Regions from separate parts of the Homo sapiens genome. Here region 2 is linked to region 1. Evidence: read pairs that join two places in POLR2A ChIA-PET (ENCODE). Cell type or tissue: PC-9. All regions are shown on one strand. Each heading gives the region's core, and the rest is flanking DNA. Links, peaks and the distances in the headings are about the cores only. Region 1 overlaps DNAJC27 (DnaJ heat shock protein family (Hsp40) member C27). Region 2 overlaps EFR3B (EFR3 homolog B).

Region 1 (16,236 bases), core at 8,237-10,736:
CGGCCTCCCACAGTGCTGGGATTACAGGCATGAGCCACCGCACCCAGCCTGACTATTGATTCTTGATTGAAGAATGTTTAGTGTTGATTTTTGATTCCTCAGGAGGCAGTTTAATTATTGGCAAATTACAGTGAACTTGTGTTGGCTTGTTTTTTTGCCCTAATAGCAAGGATTTGAAGGAAGTTCAAAGTGTTTCCCAAGCCCTTCTAATTTGGCAGGACTCAGCTTCCAAATTCTGTCTCTTTTGCAGATCTTGTCAGCTCTTGGTTTTAGGTTTTGTTAGGATGAGTCTATAATTTTTAGGGCACAGCCTTTCTGTGGTGCCTCAGTAGATGGTGGGGCAATTAATGAGGGGTTAAGGCAATATCTCCACTCTGACAAGGCTAAACCCTACTGTTCCCAGGATAGCTCTTCTCTAGCACCACTAGACCTCAGGATATTGGTTTTGTTCTCAACCCCATAGCAGCTGTTATCTGGTAAGCCTTGAGTGATCTCACCCTATGCATATATAGCCCAGCCTTTGGCCACAGACTCATGAGAGACCCCCATATGGACTTGGTGCCCAGCTCTGCACAGCTCTCTCCTCTCCAATGGCCTGCTCTGCAGAGTCTAGCCACCTCCTCCTTAGCTCAATGAGACTTGTGTCTGCTCAGACTCCAGCTCTCTGTGATGTGGTCAGGAAATGGACTCCAAGCAGACAACCAGGTGATTGGGGGGCTTATCTCTCAGGGAGCCGTCTTGCACTTGCTGTTGTCCACTGCCAACAGTTTTTTTCCAGTTCGATAGTAGTTGATGGCAGGAAGTCTAGTCCAGTATTCATTACTCTGTCATGGCTGGAACTCAGACATGAAATTTAAACAGGCTTTGGTCTCAATCCTAGTATTCTATAGCCTACACTATGACTTGTCTCCTATAACCATGTGTGTGATGAATGAATCCTTGTGCCCTCAGAAATCTATGAATATTCATATTTCAGGTTAACTCGTAGGCTAGAAGACAGTCTTACTGATACACAACTAGCAAACATCCGTGAACTGTGATCCCTTTTATGTGGCTTTTATCTTTTTAGATACATCTTGGATAGAACTAATGGATAAATTAGTCTGTTTAAAAAAAAAAAGCTAACAAGAAGAGAATAATTACAGTATTCTATAAGTAAGTACTTAAAAGTAGTGCTTTCCTGCTGGTTCAATTTAATAAATATTTTCTTTATTTCCCATCTACTTAATAGACATTTTATGTCAGGAAGTAACATGGTTTTATCTGATTGATAACTGTTAACAGAGAGAGCAATATTAAGACAGACTAAAGCCAAGCTAATACGTCTTGTGTCTTGGTCTCTAGTGGTATTCCTTTGACACCCCTTTTCAGACGTCAAGGCTTCTTGTTAGGTTACCAAGTTGATTAGCTAATACTAGACATCAGAAAGGAGAGTCTAAAAGAAAGATAAGAATTTTAGAAGATAACAGGAACTATAAAAGAATCCAAAAAAGAAGAGGAAAAGATTTTTAAAGAAATTAGGAGGAGATATGTCCATTTAAAAGTGGCTGTAGTGTGGTAAATGAGTATTATTCAATAATAATTACAGTGCACAGAACATGAAACATGAGCAGGGTCAAAAAAGCTTTCACCTAAAAAAAAATCAGAAAAGTGTAGCCAGGTGCAGTGGCACATACCTGTAATCCCAGCTGCTCAGGAGGCTGAGACAGGATCACTTGAGCCAAGGAGTTTGAGACCAGCCTGGCCAACATAGAGAGACCCTGTCTCAAAAAAAAGAAAAAAAATTGTAAAAATGGGCAAAGAATAAGAAGTTTGCAGAAAAAGAAAAGGCCATAAGCATTTGGAAAGATACCCACTTTCACTTCTAATTAAAGAAATGCAAATCAAACTATATTAGATATATATCAGATTAGTAACACTTAAGATGTTTGATAATGGTCAGTGTTAATGAGGGTATGGAGAAGTAGGCACTCTGTCTCACACACACGGTGATGGGAATGTAAACTGGTACAGCTTTTTTTTTTAACAACGGTTGTCAGACTCAAAAATTAAAATGCGCATATACTCTTTCTCAACAGTTCTGCTTTTAGGAATTTATCCTAAAGCAGTATCCCCACAAGTGTACTGAGATGTATACACAAAAGAAAAATTTACTGAAGCACTGTTTATAGTAGCAAAAAAACTAGAAACAACTGACTTGTCCAAGAATAGAGAGTTGGTTACACAAATTATGGGACAGCTACACAATACAATACTGAACAGTCATTTAGAAGAACAAAGAAAGTCTCTACATGTAGCTATAGAAAGATTCCAGGATGCATTATGTGGAAAAAAATACAAGGTGCTAAGATGTGTTTAGTCTGATCTCCTTTAGTACATGTTGAAAGAGTATGGATCTGTGTATATACTGGCATACTGATGGTAAATTTTTCTGGAAGGATGCTCAAAAAAAATTAACAATGGTTACCTCCAGGAGAGGAACTTGAGGAGTAGAGAGACACAGTTTTCATTTTACACTTTTCTTTACTATTTGAATTTTTCTAACAATGTTCATCATTACTTTTGTTGTTTTGGTTGGTTGGTTTGTTTTTGAGACAGGGTCTGGCTCTGTCACCCAGGCTGGAGTACAGTGGCATGATCTGGGCTCACTGCAGCCTTCACTTCCTGGGCTCAAGCATCCTCCGACCTCAGCCACCCAAGTATCTGAGACTACAGGCGTGCACCACCACACTCGGGTAATTTTTGTATTTTTTGTGTGTGTGGAGACGTGGGTTTGCCATGTTGCCCAGGCTGGTCTCAAACTCCTGAGCTCAAGCAATCCGCCTGCCTCGGCCTCCCAAAATGCTGGGATTACAGGTGTGAGCCACCATGCCCTGCCCATCTGTTACTTTTTAACTTCAATTGTGGTTATCTGAAAGTAGGATTATTAGCCACTTTAATTTTATTCCTTATACTTTTTGTGTATTAAAATATATGAATATATATATTTAAATAGTATAAAAGAAAAAAATCTTCCAAAGTGTGTATTTGCTTTATACATGACTTCTAAGAGTTGCTGGAATATATTAAAAGTCTTTTAAGTTGATGCTTAAAAGGAATTCCTATTTTCACAAAATCATTTCTACCCTGGGTTATGTTTTCTTCTTGTAGACCTTTTATATATCCATAGTTGATTTATGTGAAAATGGCGGGAAACGCCCTACCACCAATAGCAGTGCTAGTTTCACCAAAGAACAAGCAGATGCCATTCGCAGAATTCGAAATAGTAAAGACAGTTGGGACATGCTGGGAGTCAAACCTGGGGCCTCAAGGTAAGCGCTCTGGGATACTTAGTGCTGATTGCTATCATAAAGAAAGACTCCATCACCAAAATTATAGGTGCAGTATATCTTCCTCCAGTTGGCTGGAAATACGAAGATGTATGAAAATATATTAGAATGACTCAGTTTCACTGAATTAGCTGAATACCAAAGAGACAAAATAGAGGGCACAGTTGCCTGGTGAGAAAACTGTGTCGTGTACGTGCATAAATACTTCATGAAATGGTATGCTCTGCTTTCATCTGTCTGGAACAAGAAGAGCTTTGAAAAGAACTAACAAAAGAGAATTCTTCAATCATAGAATGTTAGAGGAGGAAAGCACGTTGGCAATCAACTTGTCAAACATTTCATTTTATAGGTGGGAAAACTGGGATTCAGTGAGATTAAACATGTTCAAGAATCCCCGGAGTTAGTGGTATAATTGGTTCTTACCCTGGAACACTGTATGTTTGACTGTCTCTGTCTTTGTCTCTAAAGCCCTGCAAGTTCCTCATCTGTGTGTGTATTTGTTTATTTTTTTTTTTTATTTTTATTTTTGAGACAGAGTCTCACTCTTATCACCCCGGCTGGAGTGCAGTGGCGTGATCTCAGCTCACTGAAACCTCTGCCTCCTGGGTTCAAGCAATACTCCTGCCTCAGCCTCCTGAGTAGCTGGGATTACAGGCACACGCCACCACGCCCGGCTAATTTTTATATGTTTAGTAGAGATGGGGTTTTGCCATGTTGGCCAGGCTGGTCTTGAACTCCTGGCCTCAGGTGATCCAACTGCCTCAGCCTCCCAAACTACTGGGATTACGGGCGTGAGCCACCACACCCAGCCCTCTGTGTGTGTATTTATGTTAATTATTTTAGTCAAAAGAGTTATTTAAGAAAAAAATTCAATCACTATTCTTTGTTGCTTGTACAAAAATTAAATTATTATTCATTATGGTTATGTAACTTTCAACGGTCTAATTCTACCGTTACTACACATATTGTAGTGTAGTACAATATGCGCCCAGACTCCCCCCACATACTTCACCCTTCCTACTTTTTCACCTTGATTCTCACAAAAGAAAAAAGTATGTCTTGAAATTGCCATGTCAGCACCCAAAGCACTACACATCTCTTCTCCATTCTGACCTCACAGCGTATCTTCAAGTCCAGAAGGAAAGCGGGGAAGGGAAGGGGAAAACTGTTATTGGGCACACTCATTCACCAGGTGATATTGAGGATGCTTTAAAACTGTCAGGGAATTCAGATGACCTCGTGTAGGGCACAGAGTTTATCGGGATCTTTTTTTTTTTTTCAGTGCTATACTCTTTGGTTTATTGTAGATTTTTAGTGGGTTTTGAAATTCGAAAATGTGAGTCTTCCTATTTTTTTTCAAGATTATTTGACTATTAAGGATCTGTTGTAATTCCATATATATTTTAAGATCAGCTTCTCCATTTATGAAAAAAAAAAAAGCCAGTAGGGTTTCAGTAAGATTGCACTGAATCTGTATATCTGTATATTTTACATTTCTTTTTAGGCCTTCATAGTCTCTTTCTGAATTCTTCTGTGTCATCTCCAAGGGATACTGGCTCTAAACTTAAGAAACAATTACTTTATCTACTTGTTAGTAGACTTAGAACAATATTCATTAAGAAAGAAGAAACTTAGGGCTCCTTATGTATTCACTTTGGTTAATTGAAATTTACCAGAACTTACAGGCCCCTATAGGTTTCATATCCTTAACCAATAGAAACATGTGCTTCTCTTACCTTTATTCCACTGGGCCTAGCAAACTAATTTTATATGGCACTAAGTACATTTGGGAAAAAGCCTTAAAACATTTTTTTCTTAAGTTACAGAGAGTTTTGGTATTTGTTGACTGTTAACTGTGTTTACTGTTCTTGAACTTTAAGAAAATCTTCGTCTTCAACGGAATTGATGTATTTGTTACATCTTGAGAGTTTCTCCCGCTACCTGCAAATCTTGAAAGGCACTCTTAGTGCAGAGGACCGGGTGTAACTACTGACCCCATGTGGACACCCTCTCTGGGGAGGCAGAGTGGCTGGAAGGGCCCTTCCCAGGACTCCCTTGTGGGGAAGAGGGAGGATGCTGTACCTTCCTCAAGGACACGGGGTCTTTGGGACAAATAAGAATTCTTACAATTCAAATTGCTTCAGAGAGGGAGAATGTCATTCTTGTTAGCGAATTATCAGAATTACACATGTAGAAAAACAACACGCAGGGCACCAGGAAGGTCCCCCAGAGTATCCTTATGAAAGAAGGAGGTTCTTGCTAGAACAAGAAAATTCAGGACCCCTCTAAGAGCAGAAAGCAGAAAAGGCCCTAGAATGTACGCCTAAGACTTGGAGAACTGTTAACATGACCCTATGACCTCAGTCTCTCCAAGCTGATACATAAAACTTTCCATCATAGCCAAGGTATCAAAGGCCATCTGACTTGGAGAGCCACATTAGAAATCCTTCGATAAAAATAAAGGAGAAAGGCTAGGGCATTTGGTAAAGCACCATATAGCTTATAGGATCACTGGAACCCTGAATTAGAAAAGGAAGGTGGGAAATAAAACCATCTGGTAGAGACAGAGCTTAATCTGACTGGGGAGTGGCTGGGTACTTAGAGCCCTCTGGGAGGCCTGACACCAGAGGATGATGACCAGTGGGGACAGGGACAGATGGGTCCAGGCCCCTCCCCAGCCAGTTTTGGCTCTTTGAGGAGCTCAGAAGCCTGCAGCTCTCTCCTGGAGCGCTGCTGGTTTATCGGAACCGCCGGATTGGAGAAGCACTGCTACTGCTCCTTTCCTCTCTGGATAATACTGATCTCTGTCGTGTTTCTTCTTTGGTCTCGTGAGCTCATTGTCATTCTGGACTACCCCTTTCCAGCATCCCTTGCTTGCTCAGTGGTGTCACCTTCTTGGGCCTCAGATTCCTCGTGACCTTGACCCTGGAGCTCATTTCAGCCCCTTTCTTTTCATCTTCTCCTCCTGGATATTCAGCTCATCATCCACTTCTGCCATTTCTTTCTTTATCTTTTATCTTCCCTTGTTTCCTTCCATAAATACCTTAATCTAAACTTGTACTCACTCATGCCTGGGTTATGTAACAACCTCCTGTATCCTAACTTCAAGAAACAGTTTTCCCAGCACACACTTGTCATGAAACACCTACTGTTGTGATTGTTTATCAGGCCCAGGTGTTGGGGTTGTTTTGCTTCCCGTCTGTGCTGTGTTCGGGCTCCATTCCAGGCCACTGTTGGTTCTCTCCCAGAACCCCTTCTTTCAGAAGGCAACTCTGGATGCCTTCCCTGGTGCCCAAGCCCTTATTCTTTCAATCAGCAAAGATATGCTGAGTGCCTGTGAGGTGCCAAGTACTGCCTGTTTTCATCTGATTATTATTTTACTAAGTGTTTTGTTAGCATTTATATACTTTTTGCATTGTGCAATAATAACTTTTTCAATTTGTGTTATATATTACATACTATTTATTGGTTGGTTGTCTGTTTTCTAGTCCTTTAATCCTGCCTTTGAGAAAGGGTAATAATTTAGGATATGTTCACTGTAAGAGATACTATGTGTGTCCAAACAGCTAACATGCAGTGGGTTGGGCTGACTCTGTTACTAACATAGATCTTGGCTTCTTTTCCCAGGGATGAAGTCAATAAAGCGTATCGGAAACTTGCTGTGCTTCTTCACCCTGACAAATGTGTAGCACCTGGCAGTGAAGATGCCTTCAAAGCAGTTGTGAATGCTCGGACAGCCCTCCTGAAAAACATCAAGTAGAAAGTACAGAAAAAAGCCACATGTGGGACTCAAATGCAAACAGACTTTCCCTAGAGGTGAAATAACCAACGTGGAGTTTTCCTTCCCAGAATCTCACTGCTCTTTTCATTCATGTGTTGTCATTTGTATATCAGTAATTCAGGTACCCATTTCATAGACATTTTACTGAGAAATGACCTGCATTTGTATGAAGTGAACTGAGCGTCACACCCTGTACTTCATTTCATATTTCTAGATAATTCTGAATTTTTTTCTCATTCGTCAGCTCTGTAATTATAGTATCACTTAGACATTTCACTTGGGGAAATCCACAAGGTTCCTGGAGGAGGGAAGAGAGGACAAGAGGACCCTTTCACTTTTTCTTTTTTACGGAATTCATCATCAGAGAAGAAAATAACAAAAATGGAAGCAAACAACATCAGAACCCCTGTAAGTTTGGTGTGACCTTACAGACAAGTTGCTGCTTTTACAATGAGTTCCTTAGGTGGTATTTTAACCCATCGATCTATAATGATGACTCTTGGCAGCCCTTTGGGAGTTTGTAAAATGAGGTGATACAGTTCTGAATTGAGCATTCCTTTATGATATTCACTCTGTTCCTCTTCTGCAGCCACCAGTGGGAGAGACAAGCCAGTCCTAAGAGAAAAGGTGGTGGCAGCCACAAATTCTAGGTACACTGGCTGCTGCCTATCCTGTCCCTGGATCTGAGGCCTTTCCCTTGCCATAGAAATGGTTGCTGGTAGCAGTAGAGAGCACTGTGCACCTGGGAATGAGGAATCAGGCCCCAAGACAGAAGTACTTGGAGGAGCCAGCTGCAGTAGTATCCGCCTGTAGTCCCAGCTACTCAGGAGGCTGAGACAGGAGGATTGCTTAAGCCCAGGAGCTCAAGTCCCACCTGGGCAACATAGTAAGATCTTGTCTCTTAAAGAAAAAAAAAAAAGGTACTTAGAGGTCGCACTTAAAGATTATGCACATCAGCAGAGGAAAGGCCAGCCAAGCTTGGGGCAAGCTTGATGCAGTAGGAGAGACTCCTTATGAGGCTTAGCCCTTGTCTTACTGCCAGCCTTTGCCACAGGCAGGTGAGAAAGGCAGGGCCACTCCTCAGCAAAGTTGGCCTCTTCTACACTTCCTCACCAGTGTTGTTTCTTCCTTTTTTCCCCTCTTCCCCTTCCCGTCTTGTGTTTTTTCTGAACCCCACATCTGCCATCATTTCTCTCCTCTAGAGTCCCTGGCTTCTGGCCACTGCCTCCTCCCTCTTCTAAGCCTTGGCCTGAATCTGGTTGATCAGAGGCAAGTGTGGATCCTTTGGGTGGCAGTCAGGGGAGATCTCAGGGCCTCTGTTGGGAGGAATCTCTGTAATTCCTGCTTGGGCTCCAAATTTCTGAAGAGTAATATTTTTAAACTATAGCTTACAAAATACATTCTCTGACCACAGTCTCCTCCTTGATATACAAGGGATGGATGAAGTTCATGTATTAGGACTGGCACTCCTTACGGTGCTTATAGAACTAGTCTCACCACTTGACTCATTACGTCGTCATTCTTGTTACATCACTCATACTTTTAGCTGCAACCACACTAATTCACATTTTTATATACTTTCAATTAGCTGTACTAATTGGGGCTTGAAAGTATATAAAATCTTCCTGTCCTGTGAATTTTAAAAAGCTATCCCATATCGATTGCCAAAGAGCATCTACCTTACCTCCTAAGAAGAAAAGCCACTTTCTTCCAATCCAAGCCCACTGCAGCCTTGTGGATTTTCCACACAGCAGCTTTTCACTGTATGCCTGTACTTGGGCTGCACTGAGCTTGTCTTCAGGAAACCAGAGCGTTGCTTTATCATCGCACTTTTCATCTTGGTAATATCAAAACAACTTTTTAAATGAACTGATTGATATATGTTATTTCTTGCGAGGTTTTCCTCTGGCCTTTAACTGGCTTCTGAGGCTACAGAACTCCAACCCAGAGTTCTTCGGGACCTAAATTTTGCTTAAGGAAGGCCTTTATCATGCTGAAAGCACTCAGACATGTCTGTCCTCACAGCAGAATGTAGAAGTCATATGAATGAGGGATCGTGCACGGTAGCGTCAGCCCGAATTGACACGACAACTCTGAATGTGTGGCCCTCTATGAAAGCTGGTGCCAGTTTTCATCACTGTTATTAAATACTAGATTGGGAACCTCATTCAGCCGTATTGCACAGATGAGCAATTACAGCAGAGAAAATTCATTAGTGCTCCCACTCATATCCTTATGTGTGAGTTGGTGAAATTTAGCCTGAGCTTGATTCTTAGGTCTTGAGACTCAGTTTCCAACACCTTCATTATTAATGTTAAGAATGGCCATATACCACTTCATTTACGTAAAAGGAATAAAATAAGCAAGTTAAGCTTCAGGGTCCTAGAATTTTTCTGATTTCTATAATCCTTCAGCAGAATATTAAGAAATAAAGCATGATCTGCAATGGAAAGGTTTTTTTGGCACTAACTTCATGCAGAATTTCACAGACATCTATGCATTAATTTAAATTCTTGGTGCAAATGTGTGCTTTGTAGTTCAACCTTATTAAAAATTCTTCAGCCAGTTAGGATTTCAAAATACATTAGTGAGAGTAACAGCTAGCAGAATAATTACAATGGCTAAAACGTTTTTATAGAGAATCTTGTTTTTCAAAAAAGAATAAAAAGTTTGAATAGCTATTATTAAAGAAAAGCCATGTCTTCAACATCTGAGTCACCAAGAAGTAACACTTTTTAAACTTGTTAGAAATCCCTGGAGGCATTTCAAATTCATCTTCTAACCTACCTAAGCACTTTAAAATACAGCCTCCTTCTGTTCCTCTGTTCCCCTTCATGCCTCCTTTTGAATTGATATCTCAGCTGTCAATATTTCTTTGACTTCAGCATTGTTATTTTATTTCTCTATATCAATGTGTCCTTAGTTTTCTTAGCCTGTTAATTTAAAAATCCAGACTTGGGGGTCATTGTGTTGCTACCCAAGAGAAAATGCTACAGTTTTATAGATTGCACATCATTCTTTAAGGCATACTTTTACCTCAGGAAACTTACTCTAGTATGTTCTCATATATTGAATTCTCAACTAAGTAACTATTTCTTTATACCTATAAACTAGTACCTAATTCACTGTTAGTTAAATGAGCTATAGATAAGGCAGCTAAATTTCTGAAAGATAGCCAGAGTAAGTAAGCAGCCACTGCAAGCTCTGAATCAGTTTTTTAAAAAAAAGAAAAAAAAAAAAAAGGAGCTGTGCCCCATTGAACAATGACAACATCACAAGGGGAAGGGAGGGATTTTGCCAAAAGTTAGAAAGGTGGAGCTGTAAGCCATGTGCTTGTTGCCTTTGACAGTGACAGTGCGCGTCTTACAACTAATTCCACTAGGCATGGGAATGTCACCTCCTTTGCCACTGTACCCCATCAAGCTTACTCTGAATCAAAGGTTTTGTAAAACTTTTGAAAATGAACTTAGCTGCAAAATATAGCTAACCACTTTCCATTGCAAGCTTTGCAAAGTGAAGAGAGGTTCGTACTTCTCATAATTGGTATTTAGCACAATTGTAAGATACAGTTTTACTGTTTGTACATCGTTTTTTTCCATTAAACTTTTCTAGAGAAGACAAAAGCTTACACTGGTGACATGGATAAGTGAGATGGTGTCTAACGAGCAGTGCAATATTAGGCGGTGCAATAGAGGCCCTGTTGGCAAGATGAGTTTTGCTGGAGAGCTGGACAGTGTTGGTTAGCTTCCTGCATTGATTGCCCCTGGGCGTTCTTCCCCCTTAACTGTGAAAGCAGAGTCTATAAATGAACTCTTTGCTCTTACAAGGTAATTTACATATTTTCTTTCTGTTGAAATAACTGAAAATGTTAAATCTACCAGTTTATGTCTTGTAAACAGAGTGTCATATGTATTTAAGTTGTGTATTTTTATAAAGTAAAGCCAAGTATCAAACACCGGTCTGTGGGCTGCATTTATTTGTGGAAACACTGGTCTTTAATGGAAAACATACTAAGCTAGATGCCAATCCAGTTCCTCACCGACTGTGACCCTCAGTAAGACATTCCTGAGAATGGCCCACCCCTCTTTCAGGGGAGCTACTCTGTCCTCTTCATCCTACTAACATGGTCTAAGGGGGAGACGTTCAAAATGTTCAAGGTCTTTTTTCTTTTTTTTTTTTTTTTTTTTTGAGATGGAGTCTCACTCTTGTCACCCAGGCTGGAGTGCAGTGGTGTGATCTCAGCTCACTGCAACCTCTACCTCCTGGGTTCAAGCAATTCTCCTGCCTCAGCCTCCCGATTAGCTGGGATTACAGGTGCCCGCCACCATACCTGGCTAATTTTTGTATTTTTAGTAGATTTTTGTAATTTTAGCCATGTTGGCCAGGCTGGTCTCGATCTCCTGACCTCGTGATCCACCTGCCTTGGCCTCCCAAAGTGCTGGGATTACAGGCGTGAGCCACTGCTGAGCCATTGCGCCCGGCCTCAAAGTTCAAGTTCTTTCCCATCTTTCCTCCCTGGTCACAGACACCAGTCCACAGGACAGGAATGTGACCCCAAATAGGTCACATAGGTGTCCTTCCCTAGGATCTCTCCAACTGAAGCTAGGAAGATACTTTCTCTCAGGAAAGGAAGAAGTCCCAGTGATGGCTGACAACCTTGATTCCAACCTCATGGGAAAAAATTGAGAATGAAGCAGACATCCAGCGAGAGGCAGAGTCCTGATGGTTTTCAGCCTTGCCTTCTAGTCCTTGAGGGAGGGCCCGTGAGCTTGTTTGTCAAGCTCGTCAGCCACCTCGGAGTCCTTCCACTTGTTTACTGCTTCAGTTTAGTTGGAGTTTGCTTTCTGTTACCTGCAGCCTAAAGAATGTTAGAAAATAAAAGCCAACAAGGATCATAAGCAGGGATGAGAAAGCTATGGTCAGTAACATTTAACAAGTGTAACATTTTATGTATTAAAATATATCCAATTACTTAGTTTTTCTCAACTGGAGTCTTTGGCTGCTTTTTAAACCAATAACCAGTTGTAAATGGAAAAGAACTGGACTTACTCAGTTCATTTCAGGGTCAATTTAAGATGCAAAATTATCTGGCTTTTTAGTTTCCAGTTGATCCATTGTCTATCGAGGGCACCTGTAATTTCTTAAATTTTTAATCAAACTTTATTGTTAAAGTGTTCATTCACCAGCCGGGTGCAGTGGTTCACACCTGTAATTCCAGCGCTTTGGGAGGCCGAGGTGGGTGGATCACGGGGTCAGGCATTCGAGACCAGCCTGGCCAACATAGTGAAACCCTGTCTCTACTAAAAATACAAAAAATTAGCTGGGCATGGTGGCGGGCACCTGTAATCCCAGCTACTCTGGAGGCTGAGGCAGGAGAATCGCTTGAACCTGGGAGGCAGAGGTTGCGGTGAGCCGAGATCGCACCACTGCCCTCCAGCCCGGGCGTCAGTGCGAGACTCCGTCTCAAATATATATATATATATATACATTCACCATGTATTTACTGAGCATCTACCATGTGCCAGGCCCTGTCCTAGGCACTGGAGATCTAGCAGAGCACAGAAGTGACAAAAATCCCTGCCCTGTGGAGCTTACAGTCTAGTGTCATTTTTTAAAATTTGTGTTTTGAAGAGTTTCTTTTTTTCTGTAATTTATTTCTGAAGAAGCAAGTTTGCATTTTTTAGAAATCTTCAAGATATACAATTTCAGAATTAATACTCTTATTGCTACTATATACTGAAGATCATGTAGGTTGTTAAATGCTTTTATTTTTTTGAGAGCGCAACCATTATCATTATGCCAAGCTCAGTTTTTCAGGTTGGCCTAAAGGAAATAGTTCCAGCTGGGCGCAGTGGCGCACACCTATAATCCCAGCACTTTGAAAGGCCAAGGTGGGGGCAGGAATCACTTGAGGTCAGGAGTTCAAGACCAGCCTGGCCAGCATGGCGAAACCCCCGTCTCTACTAAAATTACAAAAATTTCCTGGGGGTGGTGGTGAACACCTGTAGTCCCAGCTACTAAGGAGGCTGAGGCAAGAGAAGCGCTTGAACCCAGGAAGCGGAGGTTGCAGTGAGCTGAGATCATGCCACTGCACTCCAACCTGGGTAACAGAGTGAGACTCTGTCTCAAAATAAAATAAAATAATTAAAGGAAACAGTTCCAACCTTTAGTTAGGGCTTTCTTTATATACAAGTTTGTATATTTATAATGAAAATATTAACAAATTCTTCTAAAGCAGTTGAAAGCTGGATTCATTTTAAGGGAAAATATCTAAAATCTAAGTTTGTTGTTTTAGTTATATAAACCAATGTGTACCTATAATACCACCTTGTTAAAATTCTGGTCAGTTGACTGTTCTAAATGCTGTGACTTTAAGAAAATGTCTCCTTGCATCCAAAAGCAATTCGTTGGTAATTATAAAATCAGCAGCTGTAACTCATGAACGTATTTGTATTAGGAAGAGAATGTAAAAATCTGCTATGATTGAGAGAAATTAAGATGAGAAGGTCTTATGTCCTCAGATGTCAGGATGTAAACATTCTGCTAGTTTTGGAGTATGAGAGAATGAAAAGTTAATTGAATAAATACTGAAGAAAGAAAGGATCTTAGTGGTTCAAAAGGAAAATAAGGCCAAGTACGGTGGCTCATGCCTGTAATCCTAGCAATTTAGGAGGCAAGGCAGGTGGATCACCTGAGGTCAGGAGTTCGAGACCAGCCTGGCCGACATGGTGAAACCCCCATCTCTACTAAAAATACAAAAATTAGCTGGGAGTGGTGGTACATGCCTGTAATCCCAGCTACTCGGGAGGCTGAGGCAGGAGAATTGCTTGAACCCGGGATGCGGAGGTTGCAGTGAACCGAGATCGCACCACGCACTCCAGCCTGGGCGACAAGAGCGAAACTCTGTCTCAAAAAAAAAAAAAAAAAGGAAAAATAGAAGAAACTGTCTCCCTTCTGACCAGCAGGGAGCAAACAGAAAAGCCCCAAGTCGGTGGTTGTCAACTGTTTTTTTAGTGACTAAACCCTGTATTTCTAGTAAACTCCAACATGGGACCCCTATATATTAAAGAGCTAAAAGCAACATTTTATTAGGACAAATCTGTAAGTTCACATTGGTAACTTCACCCCTTCTAGAAGAAGCGAATAGGCAGTTGTGCCTCCTGAGGAAGATGGCAGGGTTTAGATCTAAGATGGTAATCTCTCCTGCTCACAGATGCTGGTGGAGGAGAGCACCTTGCCCAAGAAAATGAATCGTATTCAAGGAAACTGGGTTAAGAGCTTTTGCTGGGCCTCGTGCTGAAGGCAGTGCTAGGCAGAAGCTCTGTTTAATGCAGCTTCCTGATGAAATTTTAGCTATGAGGGAAGGTACTCCGACATTGTGCTGTGAGGCAAAGAGCTAAGCCGCTCTTCCAAAGAAATGAACAAGACTCCCAGAGGTTGGGGACTGCCTAAAGGAAGAGAAAGATTTGATTAGATGGAGTAGAAGACTGAGGTCTTGAGAAGGGTAGTTAGAAAGATGCTAGATGGTAGAAATTATGAGATATTAAATAACCTTAGAAAGATAGCCAAAGAGGGCCGGGTACGGTGGCTCACACCTGTAATCCCAGCACTTTAGGAGGCCGAGGCAGGAGGATCGTGAGGTCAGGAGATCAAGACCATCCTGGCCAACATGGTGAAACCCCGTCTCTACTAAAAATACAAAAATTAGCTGGGTGTGGTGGTGCATGCCTGTAATCCCAGCTACTCGGGAGGCTGAGGCAGGAGAATAGCTTGAACCCAGGAGGCGGAGGTTGCAGTGAGCCAGATCGTGCCACTGCACTCCAGCCTGGTGACAGAACAAGATTCCAGCTGGGAAAAAAAAAAAAAAAAGTGAAATAATTAAGAAAAGAAAGAAAGATAGTCAAAGAGAAGTTCCAGAAATAACCAATGACTCTTAAGAACATGGATGTCTTTTATTTTTATATTGTTATCCCCATTTTATGGATGAGAAAACCGAGGCTCAGAGGGGTTAAATGCCTTGCCCGAGGCCACACAGGAAGCTATTCACGCCGGGAGAGGTAGCTCACACCTGCAATCCCAGTACTTTAGAAGGCCAAGACACAGCGGATTGCTTGAGCTCAGGAGTTCAAGATCACTCTGGGCAACATGGTGAAATCCTGTTTCCACAAAAAACACAAAAATTAGCCAGGCATGGTGGCACACGTGTAGTCCCAGCTACTCAGGAGGCTGAGGTGGGAGGATGACATGAGCCCGGGAGATCAAGGCTGCAGTGAGCCGTGATTGCACCACTGCACTCCAGCCTGGGGGGCAGGGGGAAAAAGCTATTAAAACCCAAGACTGCCCATTTTCAGAACTCAGCTTCCCACTATATACTATCAGGCTCAGGATCCAAATTTTAAAATATTCTGCTTCCCACTCATAAGTCATATTGTACCTGTTTACCAGGTTGCTTAGATGGACATAAAGAGGTATATATATATATATACTATATATATATATATTTTTTTTTTTTTTTGAGAGGGAGTTTTGCTCTTGTTGCCCAGGCTGGAGTGCAGTGGCGCGATCTTGACTCACCACAATCTCTGCCTCCTGGATTCAAGCAGTTCTCCTAAAGAGGTCTATATATTTTTAAAAGACCACCATAGATAATTTTCCTCATCAAATCCTGCATGTATGCAGAGGAATGACAGAAACTTCTTTCTGAGGTGTGCCCAAACCAAGAAAGAGTTAACATGAGTGCTTTAGAATATGGAATTTGGTGGATGTACTTATTACGTTTTCTTTTCTTTTTTTTTTTTTTTTTGAGACAGAGTCTCTCTCTGTCGCCAGGCTGGAGTGCAGTAGCACGATCTCGGCTCATTCCAACCTCCAACTCCCTGGTTCAAGCAATTCTCCTGCCTCAGCCTCCCGAGTAGCTGGGATTACAGGCATGCACCACCATGCCCAGCTAATTTTTGTATTTTTAGTAGAGATGGGGTTTCACCATGTTGGCCAGGATGGTCTCGATCTCCTGACCTCGTGATCCTCCTGCCTCGGCCTCCCAAAGTGCTGGGATTACAGGTGTGAGCCACCGCACCGAGCCTATGTTTTCTTTCTTTTCTTGCTTTCTTTTTTTTAATTTTTTTT
Region 2 (2,500 bases), core at 1-2,500, 130 kb before region 1:
AACTTTTAAAAACATTTGGTTTGCATTTAATTCTATTTATAGAACACTGTTTGTATAAAGAACCTATAATGCAGGTAACTAATTTCTTTTGTTGCAACCAGTCTTATTTGCTTCTCCTACAAAATGTAACTTGCAATATGTCTGTTTATTATTGTTGGATACAAAGTTCTTCATTGATAAGAGTCCTACAAATAAAATAAATTAAAAAAAATTCCAGGGTTTACCACCAGCTCTGCACTAAGCACTAGGACAAGCACTTTACAAATATTTCATATAAGTCTCGTAACAACCCCATAAAGTAGATACTATTATTCTCATTTTACAGATAAAGAGGCAGGATCAGAGAGGTTAAGTGCCCTGCCCAAGGTCACATAGCATGTTCTTCTCTGCCATGAAACTCCCCTAATTCTTCCATCACTTTCCAAAAAATATATCTCTAACAATTTCCCAAGTTCATCTTGTGCTCTCCTTCGCCACAGCCACCTTGCTGGAAGCCTCCTGAACACCTGCCACCCAGTCCCGGGGACCTGGCCAGTCTCTTCACTTCAATTCATTCTTTATGTAGCTCTAAGGCAAATATTTAATTTAGTTTGCTTCATGGTCAAGCAGGTAGCATGACCTGTGCTGCATTAAATGTCAACCATTCAACTTAGGATTTAACAAGGGATGCCCCAGTAGAGGTGGGGACAGTTGCTTCATCTTCAAGTCCTTCCTCCACTGTAGGGGGTCCTCTCACTCATGCTCTGCCTCCTGGAACACTCTGTGTCTAGCAGCCAGAGTCCACAGTGAGAAGGGTTGGGAGGTCGGAAGCAGAGCAGATTAGGGGAGCCACGCAGTCTCGTGGCAGTGAATGAAAGGATGTTTTGGTGACAGGGACCGGCCACAAGCTGGAGATGTTGAAGGGGCAGGAGAGTCAGCGCCACAGACCTGACACCTGGCGGATCCTGACACCTGCTGAGCTCCCTGGAAGCCTTCCATGAACAACACTCTCCGACCACAGGCACAGCGTACTCTCTGCCAGCTCGACTTCTGTGCATCCTTCACACTGTATTACCTTATATAATCTTCTCCCACTGCTTGTTCAGGCGAAGTTATTTCAGTGACTCATCTTTTCTTCTCCCAAGATAAACTGTAAATTCCTAGGTCTCATTTTCTTCTGACCTCAATACAGTATCCTGAGCCCAGCAGGGCTGGAGGGAAGCTGGCGTGATGTGTGACTTCACCTGCCTTTGAACAGCGTGAGACTCAGGGAAGTCACCTCCCCTCCTGGCCTCTCCTTTCCTTCTTATAAACATCAACTCCCTCCTCCGCATTCACCAAGAAAAATGCCTTTTTGCTCAAAATAGTTTGTATTTATTTTCTCAGCTTTGCAATCTTCTTGTAAAGACAAGGGCTGGACTTGATCATTCCTACTAAAGCAAATGGAATTCTTTTTAAACAATTTACAATAAAATCTGACCCAGGGCTAATGGCATGGACACCCGCTTCAAATGAATTGGAGGAAATGGAACAAAGTTCAGAGAGAGAGGTGCATCTGATTCAAGTGCCTCCCACGAGGCACTTGTGTTCACTGACATTAATGAACTCCAGCAGTTCGCAGGGCACTTGCTGGGTGGCGTGGGGAAGAGAAAGAAGTTTAAAATAGACAGGTTCTGCCATCAAGGAACTTACTCTGTAGTTGGGGACACAAAACCTGCACACATTTAAGGTCAAGGATATGTCACAATGAGACTAAGGAGTCCATAAAACTGAAGAAATCTCTGAGTTTAATGAATCTAGGAAGGCTTCCTGGAAGAGGTGAGATGTGAGCTGCCTCACTAGGGGTGGAGACAGCTGGTAAGTACTGGTGAATCCATGAAACAAAAAATCAACAACCCTCCAATGGGGACAATTTTAAGAAAAACAAAAAGGTTCCCTCTTTTCTTTTCCCCTTTTCCTTGCTTCTGAATTTAAAAGGAATAGATGCTCATGGGTATAAATTTATAAAACGGGGGAAAAAAGAAAATGAACATCACTTAGAATCACGTAATTCAAAGATAACTATTAGAATTTCAGTGTATTTGTTCTAGTTTTTGTGTCCATGTTTATGTATATTTTAAAATATATATGTATAAAATTGGGATCCTACAGGATAGTGTTAAAACTGAATTTCTTCTTATATTGTGAGCACTTACTTTCTTACTGAAGGCCTTTCGGCCAGGCATGGTGGCTCACGCCTGTAATCCCAACACTTTGGGAGGCCAAGGCAGGCGGATCAGGAGGTCAGGAGTTCAAGACTAGCCTGGCCAACATGGTGAAACCCCATCTCTACTAAAAATACACAAAAAATTAGCCAGGTGTGGTGGCGGGTGCCTATAATCCCAGCTACTCAGGAGGCTGAGGCAGGAGAATTGCTTCAACCTAGGAGACAGAGGTTGCAATGAGCTGAGATCGTGCCATCGCACTCCAGCATAGGCGACAACAGCAAGACTCCATCTCAAAAAAAAAAAGTTTTAAAACT

The links. ChIA-PET counts read pairs that join two places held together with the same protein. Peaks named below come from ENCODE experiments on the same cell type or tissue, not always from the same donor. Only the 100,000 strongest peaks of a DNase experiment are listed, where the experiment ranks them.
Region 2: POLR2A ChIA-PET joins it to region 1 with 25 read pairs; 4 of 35 experiments call an interaction of 5 or more read pairs at or near these places.

The regions. Positions count from the first base shown.
Region 1 is chr2:24,938,469-24,954,704 of GRCh38, reverse strand. DNAJC27 (DnaJ heat shock protein family (Hsp40) member C27) reads left to right here. Exons shown (of 7, transcript NM_016544.3): 6 at 3,151-3,311; 7 at 6,957-11,063. The coding sequence ends at 7,089. Among named protein-coding and RNA genes, the nearest start is that of DNAJC27, 25 kb to the left of the region's middle. In PC-9, for the core only: no CTCF peak of the experiment used is centred there; no DNase peak of the experiment used is centred there.
Region 2 is chr2:25,077,283-25,079,782 of GRCh38, reverse strand. The region is part of intron 1 of EFR3B (EFR3 homolog B); the gene reads right to left. It also overlaps the pseudogene SUCLA2P3. Among named protein-coding and RNA genes, the nearest start is that of EFR3B, 36 kb to the right of the region's middle. In PC-9, for the core only: no CTCF peak of the experiment used is centred there; a DNase peak (open chromatin) is centred at 1,122; H3K4me3 peaks cover 405 bases; H3K27ac peaks cover 688 bases; H3K27me3 peaks cover 290 bases.